Regions from separate parts of the Mus musculus genome. Here region 2 is linked to region 1. The links are chromatin loops, found by intact Hi-C in ENCODE. Cell type or tissue: left cerebral cortex. All regions are shown on one strand. Links, peaks and the distances in the headings refer to the core of each region. The heading gives the core; the rest is flanking DNA. Region 1 has its middle 4.4 kb from the start of Zfp78. Region 2 overlaps Zfp667 (zinc finger protein 667).

What was found. Hi-C counts contacts between places; a loop is a spot of excess contacts. Peaks named below come from ENCODE experiments on the same cell type or tissue, not always from the same donor. Only the 100,000 strongest peaks of a DNase experiment are listed, where the experiment ranks them.
Region 2: it touches region 1 in a loop (5-fold over the local background); 2 of 42 quality-filtered maps call a loop at or near these places.

What each region holds. Positions count from the first base shown.
Region 1 is chr7:6,355,348-6,362,467 of GRCm38, reverse strand. No RefSeq gene overlaps it. Among named protein-coding and RNA genes, the nearest start is that of Zfp78, 4.4 kb to the left of the region's middle. In left cerebral cortex, for the core only: a CTCF peak has its summit at 3,100 (motif pointing left); DNase peaks (open chromatin) are centred at 2,724 and 3,080.
Region 2 is chr7:6,307,748-6,314,867 of GRCm38, reverse strand. It overlaps Zfp667 (zinc finger protein 667), which reads right to left. Exons shown (of 5, transcript NM_001024928.2): 5 at 6,985-7,120. It also overlaps a transcript of Zfp583 not described here. Among named protein-coding and RNA genes, the nearest start is that of Zfp583, 19 kb to the left of the region's middle. In left cerebral cortex, for the core only: no CTCF peak of the experiment used is centred there; a DNase peak (open chromatin) is centred at 4,565.

The DNA.
Region 1 (7,120 bases), core at 663-5,662:
CCCCGCAGCCCGAGGTGAGGGCGGGGCTTGAAGGAGAAGGGGCGGCTTCTCAGAGGAGTCAGAGAAAAAGGGCAGAATTTGAGGAGAAAGGCACCATTTAAGACTGTTTGCAGAACGGATTGGAGCTGTGACAGTGTGTGGCTGAGTGCGTGATTATACAGAAGGGTTGCCCAGGATTCCTAGCCGTGTCGGTTAGGGCGAGTCTTGCGCCAGCTCTTTGTTAGGCTCCCCACCCTTTCGTGAGGCTTCCCTCACACTCTTTTGTGAGCCTCCTTGATGTCACTGTCCCTTACTTAACCAAGCTCGATCTTTATTGTTAGTTTTTGAGATTATAATTTTTGTAGAGGGAGATTTGAGGTGGTTAGCCCAGACTAACCTCCGAAATGGGTAACTCTTGATCTTTCTGTATCCATTCGTTTTCTTCCAAATTGAAATCAATGGTGTGAGCCCCCACGACGCAAGGCTTGGAAGTTTGATCTTTGCGGGAAAGCTTTGCTACAATAAAAACAGCCACTATTCTACATCTGATTGTCTCCTCCCTCCCACTCATGTTGATCACCTCTGGGATCAGCAAACCAGCATATGTTTCACCTACAAAATGGGAATGTCATAATGTTGGAAGCAGCAAATACGACAATGTCATAGGAACCAAAATATAAGAGTCAGATTTTTTTTCTTTTTTTTTCTTTTTTTTTTCCTTTTTCCGGAGCTGAGGACCGAACCCAGGGCCTTGGGCTTGCTAGGCAAGCACTTTACCACTGAGCTAAATCCCCAACCCCAAGAGTCAGATTTTTTTTTCTGCCTTTTGCCAAACTAGAAATTAACCCTGCATTGAAGAACCAAGAAATCGATAGTTGTATTAAAAGCTGAAACAAATAAAACGAGGCCATGTGGATGAAGAGAGAGAAGAAGCAAAGACAGTTCCCTGGCTTCTTGGATCTTAATTTCCACAGATAAAGCAGACCTGACAAATGGGGGGCTATAAAGAAATATAAAGTAGGGAGGGTGTGTCATACATTTCCTGATTTCTTCAGATAACATTTCAACATCTTTGAAAACCTATTCCATAAAAGATATCTGCTAGTTGTCATCAATTCAGTTTTGACAGTACCTGGAATTGAAGGCTTGGCCCTACAAAACTCCCCACTGTTTGAGATGGAACTCCCAAACTTCAGTTGTTTTACCTGTGTTTCTGACTCTAAGCTGAAGTTTCTACCACCTGTGCTTCTTGAGTTCTATTCATTTGCTAGCGTGAAAGATATCAGGAAAACACAGGATTCTCTTGTTGTTGTTGTTGTTGTTGTTGTTGTTTATAGGAGACTTTAAAGGACACAAATGAACAAGTTGAAGACAAAGTGCAGAAGTAAGTAAGAATTGGAGTTTCTCTCCCCACAGGGTTGAAGTGTGTCACTCCCCTAGCACATGGCTGTATTCTTCTTGGTCTTTCTGAAAGCCTTGCATTGCTTGGAGGCAGAGGCAGGGACTGGGGGCGGGGCGGGGCGGGGCGGGGCGGGGCGGGGCGGGCCAAGCTGAGGCTTTATTAGGTAGGTATGATTGGTTAAGTCATGGGCTACTGTTAATCAATGTTACCTTTATCCACCCCATGCCTCCATACACACACCCTCGCCTCCCTCCCCCCACACACACACTCCAAAGATAAAACTGTGAGTTACAGCTGTCTTAGCACTTGGGTGGCTCCCCTGCAGTCATGTAAAGTACCTTACCACAGTGGTTCTCAGCCTTCCTAATGCTGCAACCCTTTAATACATTTCCTCCTGTGGTGATGACCCCCACCTATAAAATTATTTCCATTGCTACTTCATAACTGTGATTTTGCTACTATTATAAATTGTAATGTAAGTTTCTGATATGCAGGATGTCTGATATGCAACCCCTGTGGAAGGGTGGGCTGACCCCCCCTAAAGAGTTCTCAACTCCCCCATTGAGGAAAACCCTCCTTAACGAACCATGTTGAGTGTAGCTGCTGATTCCTGCTACCTCAGCACTCAGCTGAGGCAGGAGAATTGCCACAAATTCAAAACCAGCCTTGGTTTCATAGTGAGTTCCAGGCCAGCCTCAGCTAGAATGAAATCCTCTTTCAAAAAACACTTTTAGCTTCCAGAAACTGGAGGTGTAGAAGTAAAGAAAACATAAATTTGCAAAACAAAACATGTAATGACTTCATCAACAGAAACTCATTTGTGACTGAAATGGCCTTATAAATAACAAAAGGCTATTTTTCCACTCATGGAAATAATGAAAAAAAATAGATGGGTGGTAGCAGAGTGAAGAATATATGGTAGATGAATAGACAAATAGACATGAGTTACTGATAGATGGAGAGGCAGATGGTAGGTGGATAGGTATGGATATAGAGAGAGATAGATGGATACAGGCCTCCTTGTTGGTCTCACTATCTAGACACCTGTTCTGACTTTCTGTACTTTTTTGTGTTCCTAGACAGAGAACAACATGGTCTAATCCTGCAACTGAGGTAAAGGGTAGATGTATTGTAAGGGTCCATGACTTGCAAAGACCCAAATAGAATGCAATGTCAAAGAGTGTTTATTCTGCAGAAATCCTGCATGCATGGATCCAGCATACATCGAGATGGAATGCAGGTGTGGACTTTGCAGAGTCAGTTTAAAGCCTGTTAGGGTAGGCCTGGCTCTGGCTAACTCCGTCTTTTCAGTATTAAGCTCCTTGGGTTGCTGTTTCTACAGTGGGGGTGAGGATGCCAGAATTCAGCTGACACACGAAAACCATGTTGTAGGGGAAGAAGGTAAATTGCACTGGGTTCAATGTCTTATTGAAGTTGCAGAGGCAGCTCAGTGCTAAATCCTGAAACTGGGAAGGCCTTGGATTGGATAAAGGGGGAAAAATATCAGGGATGGTGCTTACCTGAAATTCCAGCCTTAGCTACATAGTGAGAGTCTGTCTCAACCAAAAAAAAATTACTATATTCCTGTACACAAAGGATCAGAAGATATGGACTCAATCTGGAGTTGACACAAGGAGAGAGGAAAGGGTGTTTAATAACCTTTAAAAGCACCAAGGTATGAAAGGATGTTTCACGGTACTCTAGTGCCACCTGCTGGTAAGAGTGTTCAACTACACCTTTATTTTATTTATTCATTTATTCATTCATTATTTATGTTTAAAGGCTTATTTATTTATTTATTTATTTATTTATTTATTTATTTATTTATTTATTTATGTGAGTGCACTGTAGCTGTACAGATGGTCGTGAGCCTTCGTGTGGTTGTTGGGAATTGAATTTCGGATACCTCTGCTCGCTCCATTCAACCCCACTCTGCCCCACTAGGCCCTGCTCGGTCCCTCTCCCTTCGGTCCACTCCGTTCCCTCAGTCCCTGCTCGCTCTGACCCAAAGATTATTTATTATTATAAGTACACTGTAGCTGACTTCAGACCCACCCCAAAAGGGTTTCAGATCTCATTACGGGTGGTTTTGAGTCACCATGTGGTAGCTGGGATTTGAACTCAGGATCTTTGGAAGAGCAGTCAGTGTTCTTACCCGCTTGCCAGCCCCCATTTTATTTTATTTTATTTTATTTTATTTTATTTTGGTGGAATATTGTTACCCGGAAGTTCTAGGCCACGGTGCTGCTCTTGGGTTACACACTACCACACTCAGCCAATCTGTTTTCAAAACATGGGATAGTTTGGGTCCTACTACTAAGATGTTGCTCTCTTAAGGGTGTTGGATCCCCTGGAACTGGAGTTAAATTCTGACCTGCCATGTGGTTGCTGGGAATTGAACCAGGGTCCTCTGAAAGAGCAGCCAGTGCTCTTCACCACTGATTCATCAATCCAGCCAGAGATGTTGCTCTGTTAAGCCAAAATTTTCTCACATGCTTCCCCCAGCTAGACATTCACTTCTGGGACAAGTTACCCCAGACTCAATGCCTTGAAAAGAAGGGGCTCCTTAAGCCACTAATAATAGTGTATTTGTGTACTCAGTAGGCCTGGCTTCCAGACCAATCCTAATTCTACTGGAAAGGATGGTGGGAAATATCCTTTTTGTGGACTCCTAAAAGGCCACCGGTTCAATGCAGTTTCTAGCCAGAAGTCTCCCTAAGTACTGAGTCCAATTCGGTGATATTCTAACTAACAGCTGGTGGCAGCTGGAGAGTGGCTGCTGTCCAGACCCAGCAACAGTTCTCAAGCTTGGCTGCAGTGAATGATGATGCATGATCCAGGTATCTACTGTGAGATCTCCACCCTGGAGACATTCCTGTGGATGTAACTCCCCAGTCCTCACCAAAACATGGATGGGTAAGATGCTCAGCAGAATTTTTTTTTTTAAGCAATGTAAATATTCAGCAACAGAGAAATGGAGGCAACCATTGCTGGTTCTTACAAAGCAGTTACACTGAGGTAACAGCAAACATCAGCTGGTGTGTCAACATATAAAATCCTTCTCACTCCTAGCAATGGGGAACATGGGGCTGAGCTAGCCATCTTCTGTAACCAGGCAAGGTTGGTTGGGACTAGAACACCAATTCAACCACAAAACCTTCAACCTACGATCTGCCCTGCCTGCGGACTGTTCTAAGACTAGCAAAACTGCATCAAAGAGACCAGCGAGACTCTATCCAGCAAATGACGGGAACAGAGGCAGAGTCCTCCAGCCAAACCTTAGAAGGAGCTTGGGAGTCATGTGGAGAAAGAGGAAGGGAAACCAGAGGGGTTAGCGACACAAGAACACAAGGCACGAAGTCATGGACTTGTGGGTCTCTTGGAAATCAGCGAGTCTGTAGGATCTGACCTAGGGTCTGCATATGTTATGGCTGAGCAGAACTCCTTACAGTGTCAGCAGGGCCTGTCTCCGTTTTCATGCTTATAGGAAGGACCCTTCACCTCCTTCTGAGTTGCCTCATCCAGCCTTGATGTGCTGGCATGTGCCTGGTCTTATTGTAGTTTGTTATGCCCCGTTTGGTTGATGTCCCTGGGAGGCCTGCTCTTTTTGGAAGGGAGGCAGGGGTGAGGTTGGGAGTCTGGGGGAGAGGAGAGATGGGAGGAAGATACTGAAGGGAGGGGAGAGGAAGGGAGAGAGGGGAAACTACAGTTGGGATGTAATATATGAGAGAAGGGGAGAAAAGACCAAAAAGATCTTTTTTTAAGTTGTGAAGACAAAGCTGGGCAGTGGTGGCACGTACATTTAATCCCAGGACTCAAGAAGCAGAAGCAGACAGATCTGTGTGTCTGAGGCCAGCCTGATCTACAGAGCTACTTACAGGACAGCTACATAAAGAAACCCTGTCTGGAAGAACAATAATAACAACCAAACCAAACCAAACCAAAACCATGAAGACACAAGTCAGAAAATATTGGGGACTGGGCACAGAAAACTTGGCACGACTTTGGGAATCATGGTGCTGTGGTAAAATGGCAAGGAAGGAAGAACCTAAGGTTGTGGCATAACTTCATAAACTAGCTACCCAAGATCCAAAGGGTGTGCCGGCTCGATTGTTTTCCACTGGACACAAGCTAGAATCCTCTGGGAAGAGGAACCCTTAACTGAGGGAGTAATCTCCATTAGATCAGTTGGTGGACAAGTACCTGCATGGGGCATTTTAAAAATGATTATTTTTTTTTATTTTACGTGTATTGGTGTATTGCCTATTTGTATGTCTGGGTGTGGGTGTCCGTGTCCGGTGCCCTGGAACTGGAGTTACGACAGTTGTGACCTGCCACGTGTGTAGCCAGTGCTCTTAACTGCTGACCGTCTCTACAGCCCTGGGGATTTCTTTCTTTCTTTTTTTTAAATGACTGACGTTGGAGAGCTCAGCTGTGAGTGGCGCTTTACTTGAGCAGATGGTCCTCTGTTGGAAAACAAACAAAACAACAATAGCAACAAAATCTGAGCAAACCAGGAAGCAAAAGTCTTCATGGTCTTAGCGCCAATTCTGGCCTTGAGTTCCAAGGCTGAGTCCCATTCCTGGTAGACTGTAAGCTGCAAGGTGAAATTAACCCTTTACTCCCTGCGTTGTGTTTGGTCTTGATCTTTATCACATCAATAGAAGGCAAACTAATACAAAGGAGAAAGAGAAAATAGCATTTCAAGGACACTTCAGGGACTTTCTGGTGCTGGCACTGTTCTTTATCATAGATGCTAATGATGATTGTTCCCCAATAAACTGATTTTTATAAGAATTAAAGGTGTGTTGGAATGTCCATTTAACATGAACATGACAGGAGCCTGTATCTCTTTCCCTCTTCGGTACTCATCAGTCGCTGAGGTCTCTGCCATCTAGTCTTGTTCACAGGTAATAAAACACAATTAAGATCTTTAAAATACAACAAAACTAGGAATCATATGAGAAAAATCAAGTGTATTGTGGTTAGAGAGTGCAAAGCTAAATGTGGGACTGGGTGGAGTATCACTTTGAGGATGCAGTGGTAGCTGATGTGGCCCTGACTTGAAGCAATCCTCCTGCCTCAGTTTCTGAAGAGCTAAGATTACAAGCATGCACCACCATGCATGGCTGTTTTGTAATTCTGATTCCTTTATTTAGTGTTTGGGTATTCATTCGGGTTTTCATATACAAGCATATATTCAAAACCTGAAAACCATTGCTCTGGATGTTAAAAAATGTGTTTGTAATTATTAAAAAGGCCAGAGAGTTGCTCAGTGGATAAGCCTGGTGATGTAAGTTCAAGCTCTGGAGCCCACATAAAGGAGGACAGAAAGGAGTGAGTGCCCTCTGATCTCCACATGTGTACTGTGGGATTTACATGTACAGACACACATGCGTGCACACACACACACAAACACTCAGATTTACATGTACAGACACACATGCGTGCACACACACACACAAACACACAGATTCTTATAAAAGTCTTTAATTCCTCTGGGTATATCTTTTGGGGATGGGATCATTGTTATTGTTTGGAGGCAGGGTCTTACTGTGTAGCCACCTGGCCTAAAACTCAGAGATCTGTCTGTCTGCCTTCCAAGTGCCTAGGATTCATGGTGTGGGTTACCACACCCTAGATACAGCTTTATCTTTCCTTCCTTCCTTCCTTCCTTCCTTCCTTCCTTCCTTCCTTCCTTCCTTCCTTCCTTCCTTCCTTCCTTCCTCCTTCCTTCCT
Region 2 (7,120 bases), core at 1,468-6,467, 48 kb after region 1:
GAAGGCATTATATCCCCTGGAGCTGGAGTAACACCTGTTGAGGAGCCACCAAATGGGAGTGCTGTATTCCTAACCACTGAGTCATCTCTCTAGCCCTACATCTGTTAATTCAAAAGAGCTCAAGTCTTGTGAAATGTTTTCTGCCAGAATGGAATGAACTTAGGAGCAAATAACAGAAAGATAACACAAATGTGCCCCAAATTAGAACCAAACTAACACACATTTCAGGAACTCAGTTCAAAGAAGAAATCAGAGGGGGTAATAGAAAATACTTTGAACTGAGTCAACTGTGAACGTAGAAAATCGGAATTTGCTGGATGCAGCTCACATGGTACTTAGAAATACAACAGTATCTCACACTTGCTCTAAAAGATCTCAAGTCAACTTCAGTTAGCACTGGAACAAATTAGCAAAGGAAGCGCGATGAAGTCCATGGCATAAGAGTGGACACTAGGGTTTGCAGAGCTAGCTCAATGGTTAAGAGCACTTGTGCTTGCTGTGGACGTGGACTCAGTTCTCAGTATCCACATGTTGGCTCACTACCACCTGTAACTCCAGTTCCAGGGTGTCTGGTGCCCTTTTCTGGCCTCCTTGACATGCATGCAAGTGGTGCACATACATACATGCAAACTATATGCAAACTTGCATAACATACTAAAACATCTTTTAAAAAAAACAGGGATTATAGAAAGGCATGGGTGTGTGAGGGAGGCCCTATCTCTCACTCCCTATCATTTGCGCACACACACACACACACACACACACACGAATGGAAATCAAATAGAAATTCAAACCAAAAGCTGATTCTTTGAGAATTCCATAAAACTAATAAGCTATTTATATGCATATTCACAAGGGAAAGACTATATATTGCCAGTGTCTGGGATTATAGCAATTTATTTTGTTAAAATATATATTGCCAATGTTCGGAATTATAGCAGCTCCTTTTTAAAAGCATTGATTCCATACCTAGTCCCACAAGACCCTGTGAAAGATGCCCAGAGGTCTCCATTATTAAACCTGCTCTCACCTTGGATTCTAGGAACAACAGTGTGATCGATATTTTTACGGGGCTTGGGAAATGGCTCACTAAAGTGCCTTCCATGCAAAGTGTGAGGACCTGAGATCGGACTCCCAGCACCCACACGAAAGCTTGGTACAGCACTGTGCCAGTCCATAACTCCCAGCACCCACACGAAAGCTTGGTACAGCACTGTGCCAGTCCATAAGCACAGCGCTGCAAATGCAGACAGGCAAGTCCCATTGACTCATCAGTCTATCCGAAGTTGGTGAGAGAATCTTTCTCAAAAGAAAAGATGGCAGACCATCACTATGGCTCAGCCCATAAAACCCTTGCTGCACAAGCCTGACTTCAAGCTCCAGGACCTAGGGAAAGGTGGTAGCAGAAAATCTACTTCCCACAATTGTCCTCTAACCTCCGTATTAGCATCATGGCACACATTTCCCCTCACATCATGAATACATATATACTGTAATCTTTTTTTTTTAAGTGGAGAACAATTGAGATCACCTGACATCAGCCTCCAAAAACAGGCTCCTTCTGGTGCATACATACTTTCTACACACACGTGCACACTTTTTTTTTTCTGACAAAGGGTGAGAATTAACCTCATATGATGGAGAGATTGTACCCTGGCCCCAGAATAATCATCTTAAGTGTTGCCAAGCTCTAGCTCTGGCTTCCCCTTTGCATCCTATTCTATACGATCTCCACTGAAAGAATTCAGACAAGACACAAACAGCAAAGTATGGATAGCAGGTGTCTGTTAAAGGGCAAATTACAGCATTCCAAAAGGACCATTGTGGGTGAAAGTGAACAGAAGCCACAGAAATCGAGGCACTGTTTATATTTCTATTGTCTCTAAAACAATTTCCCCAAAGTAATTTTCAACCTGGGTGATTGATAGGCTCATTTGAGTTAACTCCTAAGGAAAGAAGTAATGGTATATAAACCCTTGTTCCTTACCAACTGTCTTAGGCTTTTATTGCTGTGAACAGACACCATGATCAAAAGGAACTTGTTGAAAGGAAAATATTTAATTGGGACTGCCTTATAGTTTCAGAGATTTAGACCGTTATCATCATGGCAGGAAGCATGGCAGAGTGCAGGCAGATATGGTGCTAGAAGAACTGAGAGTTCTACCTCTTGATCCACAGGCAGTAGAAGGGGAGTGTGTCCTGTTTGTAGGCAGGAGAAGTCTATTACACTAGGCATAGCTTGAGTTTATATATGAGACCTGAAAGCGCGCCTCCATAGTGAGACAATTCCTCCAACAAGTCCACAACTATTCCAACAAGACCATAACTCATAATAGTGATACTCCTTATGGGCCAAGCATTCAAACACATGAATCTATGGGGGAGGGGGAGCAAACTTATTCAAACCACCATACCATCCCTTCTGGCAAATTCAGAATGTCATATCTTTACTTAAGGATAGAGATATGACTTCAGTCCCACTGTTTTGATCAATAATCAGAGTCCTACATTTTGTTTTCTGGTTTTACAAGTTGCTGCTACTGAGGGATGTGTCCACCCTCAACAACTTTAAGCCTGCTAACACCTCACTAGCTACCTAATATTATGGTGACAGCACTGCTTCTCTCAAGTGATGATAATAATAACTTTCTGGAACCACTCTATAGAGCCATGTAGTATGACAAACTTTCCTAGTGAGATGCAACAGACACACACACACACACACACACACACACACACACACACACACACAGAGAGAGAGAGACATTACCCATCTCAGAGTCAAAACAAAAGATCATATCAGAGTCCAACTTGGTCAACCAATGAGTTGTTTCATTTTTAATATGTACTTTATGTGTATGGGTGTTTTGTCTACATGTATGTCTAGTGCCTGAGGAAGCCAGAGGTGTCGGATCCCCTGGAACTAGAGTTATAGATAGTTGTGAGCCAAAGGTGCTGGATGGAAATTTCCCCAGCACCACAATGGGTTTTTATTAGGGTCCCTAGCAAGAATACACATGAGAGGTTATACATAAGAGTAAAGATTACAGTAGGTGCTATCATATCTGATTTTAACATAGGTTTCATGGATCCAATTGAGGTGGCCAGGCTTTTGTGGGAAGTACTTTACCATAGTTATCTCCCCAGCCTCGTTGATTGTATTTGTTAGTGTATGGGTGGTTTTGCCTGCATGTTTGGGCACCATGTGTGCCTCATTTCTTTGGAGGCCAGATCCCCTGCAACTGCTACGAGCCACCATCTGGGTGCTAGAACTGAGTCTGTCTTTTGAAAGAGCACCAAGTGCTCTCCATCACTGAGCCATCTCTCCAGGCTCCTCCCTTTCGTTGTTTTTGTTTTGTCGACTAGAAGGTATTTATGTAGTAGTCCAGGCTAATTTTGAACTCATAGAAATCCCCCTACTTCTGCCTCCTGAGTTCTGGGATTAAAGGCATGTAACAATGTAACATTCTTGGCTCTGTTTTAGTTTTTGAGAATGTCTCTCAATGAATCTGGCATTCACCTTTTCTCAGCAAGCAACCCCTGACCCAGCTGTCTCTACCTCACAGAATTGGAGTTACAGACGTTTGCAGCCATGCCTGACTTTTAAATAGGTACTGGAAATCTGAATCTAGGTCCTTCTACTTGAGCTTGGTGAGGGGTGTATCATGTGTGTACCTTGACCACCCGGGAGGGAGCTAAACACCTTTTTTTTTTTTCTTTTTTGAAAAGGTATCTGGGGGCTGGTGAGATGGCTCAGTGGGTAAGAGCACCCGACTGCTCTTCCGGAGGTCCGGAGTTCAAATCCCAGCAACCACATGGTGGCTCACAACCATCCGTAATGAGATCTGACTCCCTCTTCTGGAGTGTCTGAAGACAGCTACAGTGTACTTACATATAAATAAATAAATCTTTAAAAAAAAAAAAAAAAAAAAAAGAAAAGGTATCTGGGTAGCTCAAGCCAAGCAGGGATCCTGGTTATTTCTGTTGGCTCTTTAACATCATTTAATTTGCACCTCTATAAATCAACTTATGTCCATTGAGAATTATGTGTTCTTGTACACTAACCCCTCTATTATAGCCTCTCTTTTTTACCTGTTGGAATTGAACCCAGCGCCTCACCACATGCTAGGCAATTACTCTAGAACTCTTTTTATCCCCTTTCCCACGTTTCAGCTTTTTGAGTGTTTATACTACTATCCCTACTATCACCACACACAAAACACCAATTTACATTTAATTTACATATTTAAGGTGTATTTCAGGTAGTTCAATCTCATATATTCTTTTTAAAGATTACATTGAAGTGTGTTTTGTGTGTGTGTGTGCGCGTGTGCATGTGTGTATACAACCTGCAGAAATTGGTTCTCTCCTTTCACCATGTGAGTTCCAAGATTGCACTCAGGTCCATTAGACTTGTAGCTTAGCATTTGAGAAAAACTGCCCAGATCAGACTCTGGGCATGTCTGTGGAGGATGGTCTTCGACTGTAAAATGGGGTCTGTGGGTACCATCATTCTCTGGGCCGGTTGTCCTGAGGTGTGTGCGGCAGCTAGCTTGAGAACCAGCCAGGAAACAGCCTGCCTCTGGTTCTGCCTTCCAAGCTCCTACCCTGACTTCTCAATGACGATCTGCGCCCTGGAAGTGTAAGGCAAACAGACTCTCCTTCTGAGCTGTTTTTAGTCAATATTTTATCTCAGCAAACAGAATGAAAATCAGAATGCATGTGCTCTACTACCACTGAGATACATCTCAGATGGCAGCCTCTTAGAGATACTGCTGATCTAGAACCAAGAAAAAACGACTTAACAGAACATAAAGATTTGGACAGAAGGGAGAGGTGTAGAAATACAGAAAAACATACTTCTCCTTGAGTCTTCTCTATGCCATCCTCCACACTTGCTGCAGTGATTTTATTTTTGTCTATGTATCTGACAATGTAACATTTCAGCGGCCTTTACCCTGCCTGCAAGTTTAACTTCTGTATGCTTTGGTTGTTTTCTTACCTGTATTAGAATGTTTATTGCTGAGACAAAATACCTGAGCAAAACAAAGTATTTTGGGTTTATTCCGTGATAGCAGGGCAAGCAGGGCAAAGCAGGCCCTCTTATGGTAATCAGAAAAGAGATGGGGAAAGGAGAGATAGAGAAGGTTCTGGTGTAAGCTCTCCAATGTACCAGTTAGCTCGAGCTGTATCGAAATCTATAGACTGGTTGGCTTAAAGGGGCAGAGAGATGGAGGAATGGCTTAAAGGGGCAGAGGGATGGAGGAATGGCTTAAAGGGGCAGAGGGATGGAGGAATGGCTTAAAGGGGCAGAGCGGTGGAGGAATGGCTTAAAGGGGCAGAGAGATGGAGGAATGGCTTAAAGGGGCAGAGCGGTGGAGGAATGGCTTAAAGGGGCAGAGAGATGGAGGAATGGCTTAAAGGGGCAGAGGGTTGGAGGAATGGCTTAAAGGGGCAGAGAGATGGAGGAATGGCTTAAAGGGACAGAGGGGTGGAGGAATGAATGGCTTAAAGGGGCAGAGGGGTGGAGGAATGGCTCAGCAGTTGAGAGCACTTATTATTGCAGAGGTTCAGTTCCCAGCACCCACACGGTGACTCACAACCATAACTCCAGTTCCAGGGAATCTGATGGCCTCTCTGGCATCTGAGCACCAGGCTTATGAGTGGTGCGCATACATACACACAGGCATATATATATAATTTTAAACTTTTTTCTTTTTACTTATTTTTCTCTCATACATGCTGACACCAGCTTCCACTCCCTCTACTCCTCTCAGTCCTGTACCCCCCCACCCTCCCACACACTCAGCTCCCCAGAGCCACTATTCCTCCATTTCCCTTCAGAAAAGAATAGGCCTCTCAGGGATCTCACCCAAACACAGCAAAGCAAGAAGCAGTAAGACTAGGCCCATGCAGGCTCTGTGAGCCCCTGATTCCTGCTTAGTTGGTATCTTTGGGCCATGCCCTCCACCCCTCTGGCTCCTACAATCCATCCTCCCCTTTTCTATAGTGTTCCCTGAGCTCTGCCTACTGTTTGGCTACAAGTCCCTGCATCTGCTTGATATACTCACACAAATAAGATAAAACATTTAACTCTTTAAAGGAAAGTTTTAGGGGCTGGAGAGATGGCTCAGTGGTTACGAGCACTGACTGCTTCCAAAGGTCCTGACTTCAAATCCCAGCAACCACATGGTGGCTCACAACCATCTGTAATGAGATCTGAGGCCCCTCTTCTGGGGTGTCTGAAGACAGCTACAGCAAGTGGGGCTGGAGCTAGCGGGGCTGGAGTGAGAGCTGGAGAGTTGCCTCAGTGGTTAAGAACACTGACTGCTCTTCCGGAGGTCCTGAGTTCAAATCCCAGAGACCACATGGTGGCTCACAACTATCGGATGCCCTTTTCTGGAGTGTCTGAAAACAGCTTACATATAATAAATAAATAAATCTTTAAAAAGGAAATAAAGGAAGGTTCTAAAGGAGAGGGTGGGACAAGACATAGTACCCAAGGATACCTCATGCACATTATGACAGCTCCTCCATGTTGGGAGCGACCCTGTTTGAATGTTAACTGCCTTGTCAGCCATAAGTGCTTACTTACAAAGTCTTGGCCTCTGTAGTAAAGTACTAGCCCAGCTGAGTACAAATAGACATAGATCCTGAAGTCAGTGGAGAACAAATAGCTATAAATCTTGTGGACAGGTGCCTAATAACCCTTACTGTTCTGATCTTTCTGCTGAACTGTTTACCCAGTCAATATCCTGTTCCTGGGAATAGGTGCATTAGCCAGAGACAAAGCGACGCCCCTCCACCCCCTTCCTGCTCCTACAAGTATATAACCTGTGTGGGAAAAACAAAAATTTGTCAGCTTGACCAGGGACTCCTGACTTGCTGTCCGTTCTTTGTGTTTCTTTGTCCCCCACTCTCTTCCAGGTGCCCCTCAAGTCCCTGTTCGACTGCCTCTCGGGTAGGGACACCTCCAGTTGGGCCTCACCTGGAGCCTCCTACCAGCTGGGAATGGTGAGCCTGTGGTGGTGGACATTTCCTATTCAAATCCCAATGTTTGTGCTCAAAATTAGAACCCCTATAAACTTTTCTTAACAATGTAAACAAATACTATAAGCTT